Regions from separate parts of the Homo sapiens genome. Here region 2 is linked to region 1. Evidence: chromatin loops called from intact Hi-C (ENCODE). Cell type or tissue: Panc1. All regions are shown on one strand. Each heading gives the region's core, and the rest is flanking DNA. Links, peaks and the distances in the headings are about the cores only. Region 1 overlaps KIAA1671. Region 2 overlaps LHFPL7 (LHFPL tetraspan subfamily member 7).

Region 1 (2,907 bases), core at 252-2,751:
GATCAACCTGCCTTGGCCTCCCAAAGTGCTAGGATTACAGGCGTGAGCCGCCACCACCACCATGCCTGGCCTCTTTTCCTTTTTTTTTTTTTTTTTTTGAGATGGATGGAGTCTCACTCTATTGCCCAGGCTGAAGTGCAGTGGTGTGATGTCGGCTCACTGCAATCTCCACCTCCTGGGTTCAAGCAATTCTCCTGCCTCAGCCTTCCAAGTAGCTGGGATTACAGGCGCTCGCCACCATGCCTGGCTAATTTTCGTATTTGTAGTAGAGACGGGGTTTCACCATGTTGGCGAGGCTGGTCTCAAACTCCTGACCTCAGGTGATCCACCTGCGTCGGCCTCCCGAAGTGGTGGGATTACAGGCATGAGCTACTGCGCCTGGCCTTCCCTTTCTTAATGGTACCCTTTAAAGCACAAAAGTTTTTAATTTTGAAGAAGTCTATTTTATTTATTGTTCTTTTGTTGTTTATGCCTTTGGTATCATATTTAAGAAATCACTGCCTAAGCCTAGCTCTTGAAGATTTACACCTCTATTTTCTTCTAAGAGTTTTCTAGCTTTAGCTCTTACATTTAGGTCTTTGATCTATTTCAAGTTGATTTTGGTATATAGTATGTCAGATTTGCAGCATGTTTTGCAGGTAGAGTCTCAGCTTTGCTGATGCAGTGGAGAAAAGTGGGAGAGAATGGGGAGGAGAATGGAGGGCAACCCGAAGGTCTTGGCCTCCCCAGCTGGGGGATGGATGGGCAAGGTGTGGGAGGAGCAACTGTGGAGAGATGGAATCAAGACGCATGTTTTGAGCACGTGGATCTGAGATGAGTGTGAGCTTCCAAGAGATGTTGAGTGAGCAGTGGGATCTCCGAGTCTGGAGTTCCAACACTGAGAAACAGAATTGGCAGGCATCTGGGTGTAGATGGGATTTATTTAAAGCCATGGGGGGCGTGAAGAGAGATCCCAGAGGGAATGATGTAGCAAAAGGAGAAATGGCTCTGCGGCTGGCCTGGGACATGTGGGGACACTGATCAAAAAGAGCCAGGGGGTTAGGAGGAAAACCAGAGGGTCTCTGAAGGCATCCAGAAAAGAGGCTGTGAGGGAAGGGATTAGAAATCCAGTCTTCCTCTTCCTGGTGCTGTGTGTTCTTAAGCAGCTCCCTCCCATCTCTGGGCCTTTGTTTCCTTGTCCACGCAGGGAGAGTGTGAAGCATATAAAATATGCATCCTGGAGTCCTGGCCTGTGAATGTTTCCCCTATATATAACTAAGTGGAAAAAAACAGCAGGATTCCAAGTAGATGTACTGGAGGTGCTGTGCTGTTCATGCACCGTTTCTCTGTGTCTATGCATGTGTGTTTGGGTGCATAAAGAGATGATTAAAATAAGGTCACCAAGAATGACCACTGGCAGTAATGAGGCCAGCCAGCATTTATGGAGGGCTCCCCAGGTGCCAGGGATGGAGGAGGCTAGGGTAAGCCAAGCCAGGTGCCCAGGACTTGTGCACGTCTGCCCCCTGGTGGCTATACTGCATCATGTACATTCCATGTGCTGTTTCTTAGCGCCTAGAAGCTGGGTGCTGTCATCATGGGGTTCCTTTCCCAGATAGTTGAGGCTCAGAGAGGTTGAGGCACCCACCTGAGGTCACACAGTTATTAAATGGCTGAGGCTGGGCCACTGGAACCCAGAGCTACCGCCCTACATGTTACCTCTGATCATTAAAGTGGGGGATTTCTGGGGGTTTAATTTTCTTCTTTGCCCTTTTTGGTACAGAATGGACTCTTGGCATAATATATTTTTTCCTGTAAATGAGAAGGCTCCCAGTAAAGTCCTTTTCTTGTGCTCTGTGTTTCAGGTGCTGCCACGGGACCTGGAGAAGGAGGATGCCCCCCAGGAGAAGGAGCGACCGCTCCAGCAGGTGTCCCCTGTGGCCTCGGTTCCCTGGAGAAGCCACAGCTTCTGCAAAGACAGGAGGAGTGGGCCCTTTGTGGTGAGTGATGCAACATGGCTGGAGAGGATTGCACAGGGGTGCTGGTTGCTGGACACTGCTGTGAATGTGGTTGGTGGAGCATCTGGACAGCCCAGGGCCCTGACGGGGTTGAGGGCAGCAGGCAACTGTCCAGGAATCTGGTGTCACCTGACTAGCTGTGTTGTGGTTCTTGATGTGGAGGGTGTTTGGTGGCTCTGCTGGGGAAACCTTCTTCCTCTTGAGTTTCCAGCCCAGCACTGCCTGGCATGGAGTGGTTAAGGGAACATAGACTGGTGTTGGAAAGTCCTGGGTTCCAATCCCAGCACGGTCTCCTGTCAACCTCTTTGAGATTTTGAGCAATTTACTTAATTTCGCTGCACTTCAGTTTCTTCACCTGGAAAACAGGATCTTGATTCCTATCTAGCTGTGTTGCGAGGATGGAATAAAAGTGTGTGTGGGGCCCAGCACGTCATAACACATTTAGGAACTGACAGTTATGGTGATAACAGGAGGCAGCAGAAAGCTGGTTCCAGAGCCAGATTGCCTGGGTTCAAGTCCCGGATCTGCATACATTCACGTGTGACCTTGGGCTGGCCTCTGGCTTCAGTTTCCTCATCTGTAGAATGGGGATAATAATAGTATCTACTTTACAGGGCTGATGTGGGGCTCAGATGAGAGAATTCATGAAGTGCTTAGCATGCTTCTGGGTACATAGCAAACAATAAGTGTCATCGTCACATAATTATTACTCTTGCTGTTACTGGTACGACTGTCCTTGTTTTCAAGTCTCCCTCTGGCTCTTGCTTATCTCTGTGTCCTTGTGCCCTCTTCCCCCTCATCCTGTTTCCTTACTTGTGAAAGGAGGTGAGTACACACTGAGCAGGCCCCAGGGACAGCTGTCCCATTCAGAGCTTCAGTGTGCCCACATGGGTTCCAGGGCTTCGCCACCTCC
Region 2 (2,907 bases), core at 1-2,500, 110 kb before region 1:
CTCTCCCTCCCCCTGATTTCTGGCTTGCCAAAGGACCAGGAATAGTCAACAATCCTAGGGTTTATCTCTGAGGTCTGACCCGAGAGGCCAGGCTCTGCTCACAGACTCATTCATTCATTCATTCATTCATTCATTCCATAAATATGTCTAGAGCACTGACTATGTGCCTGTGCATTGGATTTACCTGCCACTGCCTGCACCCCTGGCATTGGAACACTGCTTCTCCTTGGGCACAGCCCTTTGGGGGCCACAGCCCAAGACAGGAGGAAAATTGCATTGAAGGCCAACAGGAGCCAGCCTCCGAGGAGCATCACAGCTGAGACCTGCAGGGAAGAGACAGGAGGAAAATTGCATTGAAGGCCAACAGGAGCCAGCCTCCGAGGAGCATCACAGCTGAGACCTGCAAGGAAGAGACAGAAGGAAGGGTGTTGGCTGGGACAGGGGCAGGTGGATGCTCCCCTGCTCATTGACCAGCTTCTGAGTCCTCGCAGCATGTGGTTTGTGCTATTATGATCTCCATTTTACATAAAAAGAAACTGTCCAAGAAAATAAATTTTCCAATAAAAGTCCAAGAAACTGAAGTCATTTGCCTCAGAACACATGGGTAATTAAGTGGTAGAGCCAGAATGAAGATCCACATTGACTGACCAGCATATAGTACCTTTATTAAGCACTTGCTACATGCCAGGATCATCAGGAGAGGCACCTGGTAGCTGCTGTTACATCACCCTTATAACAATCAATTTTGAAGGCTGTATATTCTTCCTTAGAGGTGCTGGACTAGGAGTCCTTTCCCATTCTCCCCATTGTTGATTTTGGCAATGTGCATCATAGCTGGGACTTTAACACCTTAGCTTTCATTTTTAAACCTAGCAGTGTTTAGAGGGTGGCCAGGTAAGAGCGTGCAGGTTGTATACTGCACAACTCTCAGAGACACGTTGGGGGCCATCATAGATTTGCAAACTGATTACAGTGACTTTCCAGCAGATGGCAGTAGAGCATCCTAAAGAAGGGGCACCTTTTCCTAATTTGCACGAAGGTGCTACATTGGCCGGCAGCTGCCTTTGGAATCATCCTGCATGTTTGTTAAATTATCAGTAGCCGGACCCCACTCCACGCCTACAGAGACAGGGGCTCCGGGTGGAGCACAGAACTTGGCATCTTTGCAAAGTTGCACAGGTGTTTCTGAAGGGCTGTCAGGTTGAAGAACTTCTATGCTCAGTTCTAAGGAGAGTAATGGCAAATTCGAAGCCACTGGGACACTCAGGCAGTGAGGAAAGCCTCCTCGAATTCCGCTCAGCCAGCTTTCCTGCCTTAATGAGTTTAAACGAGCCCCTGAAGACCCAGTGACTTGGTGAGCCAGCTCTCACCTTCCAGGCAAAGTCAGGAATATCCTCCAGGGAACTGAAGGTCACGCAGCTCTGGTTCCAACTGTTGCCCTGAGGCCAGGAGCAGTAGGTGAGGATGCCAAAGGAGAAGGTCGGGGTCTGGAACCAGGCAGGGGAGATGAGGCTGAAGGCTGAGGTGCAGGTCAGAGAGAGCCCCAGAGCTACCCACACACTGCTCAACATTAGGCAGTATCGCTGACCTAGGGGTCAACAGGGAAGATTACTAATGGAGACTGCAGGGACAAGGAGAGAAAGGGGCTGGCCGAGGTGCTCCCTAGCCAGGGATCTGGTGTTATGATCAGACCCCAGATCATCAGCCCCCCTTGAGCCTGGAGATGCAAATGGGAGGTACTAATAACTGTGGTCTGGTAGTGGGGGTTACTTTGCCCTAGCAAATTCTAGAAGTACAACCCCCAAGTCCTAGAATAAATGTTAGCCCTGAAAGACCTTTGAACATTTGCCCCTCCACCTTCTTCATGGCACATCATCCTCACTGGTCCATGCAGGGCTCTTCTCATATTCCGTGCATACTTTCATTTGTTCATTTGTTCGTTCGTTCATTCATTTATCGCTTTTTTTTTTTTTTTTTTTTTGAGACAGATTATTGCTCTGTCGCCCAGGCTGGAGTGCAGTGGTGCGATCTCGGCTCACTGCAAGCTCCGCCTCCCGGGGTCACGCCATTCTCCTGCCTCAGCCTCCGGAGTAGCTGGGACTACAGGCGCCCGCCACCGCGCCCGGCTAATTTTTTGTATTTTTAGTAGAGACGGGTTCCACCGTGTTAGCCAGGATGATCTCGATCTCCTGACCTTGTGATCCGCCTGCCTCGGCCTCCCAAAGTGCTGGGATTACAGGCGTGAGCCACCGCGCACGGCCTATTTATCCATTCTTCCATGGAGCCTCCTCTGTTCTAAAGGGCTGCTTCTACCCAGTCGGGGCACCTTTTAAAAATTCACACACATAGCCGGGCGCGGTGGCTCACGCCTGTAATCCCAGCACTTTGGGAGGCCGAGGCGGGTGGATCACGAGGTCAGGAGATCGAGAACATCCTGGCTAACACGGTGAAACTCCGTCTCTACTAAAAATACAAAAAAAAATTAGCCGGGCGTGGGAGCGGGCGCCTGTAGTCCCAGCTACTTGGGAGGCTGAGGCAGGAGAATGGCGTGAACCCGGGAGGCGGAGCTTGCAGTGAGCCGAGATCGCACCACTGCACTCCAGCCTGGGCGACAGAGCGAGACTCCGTCTCAAAAAAAAAAAAATAATAATAATTCACACACATATGCCCGCCCTTCCTTCCTTCCTTCCTTCCTTCCTTCCTTCCTTCCCTCCTTCCTTCTCTCTCCCTCCCTCCTTCCCTCCTTCCCTTTCTTTCCTTCCTTCCTTGCTTCCTTCCTTCCTTCCCTCCCTCCCTCCCTCCTTCCTTCCTTCCCTCTCTCTCTCTTTCTTTCTTTCAGAGAAAAAAGGTTGGAGTGCAGTGCATGATCATAGCTCACTGCCACCTCAAACTCCTGGGTTCAAGCGA

The links. Peaks named below come from ENCODE experiments on the same cell type or tissue, not always from the same donor. Only the 100,000 strongest peaks of a DNase experiment are listed, where the experiment ranks them.
Region 2: a loop joins it to region 1, with 6 times the contacts of the local background. A loop is called at or near these places in 62 of 110 quality-filtered maps.

The regions. Positions count from the first base shown.
Region 1 is chr22:25,047,389-25,050,295 of GRCh38, forward strand. KIAA1671 reads left to right here. Exons shown (of 13, transcript NM_001145206.2): 6 at 1,842-1,976. Among named protein-coding and RNA genes, the nearest start is that of KIAA1671-AS1, 64 kb to the right of the region's middle. In Panc1, for the core only: CTCF peaks have their summits at 1,493 (motif pointing left) and 1,723; a DNase peak (open chromatin) is centred at 1,483; H3K27ac peaks cover 449 bases.
Region 2 is chr22:24,937,965-24,940,871 of GRCh38, forward strand. It overlaps LHFPL7 (LHFPL tetraspan subfamily member 7), which reads right to left. Exons shown (of 4, transcript NM_001388199.1): 2 at 1,371-1,588; 3 at 185-323. The coding sequence starts at 1,571. Among named protein-coding and RNA genes, the nearest start is that of LHFPL7, 7.3 kb to the right of the region's middle. In Panc1, for the core only: a CTCF peak has its summit at 997 (motif pointing right); a DNase peak (open chromatin) is centred at 984.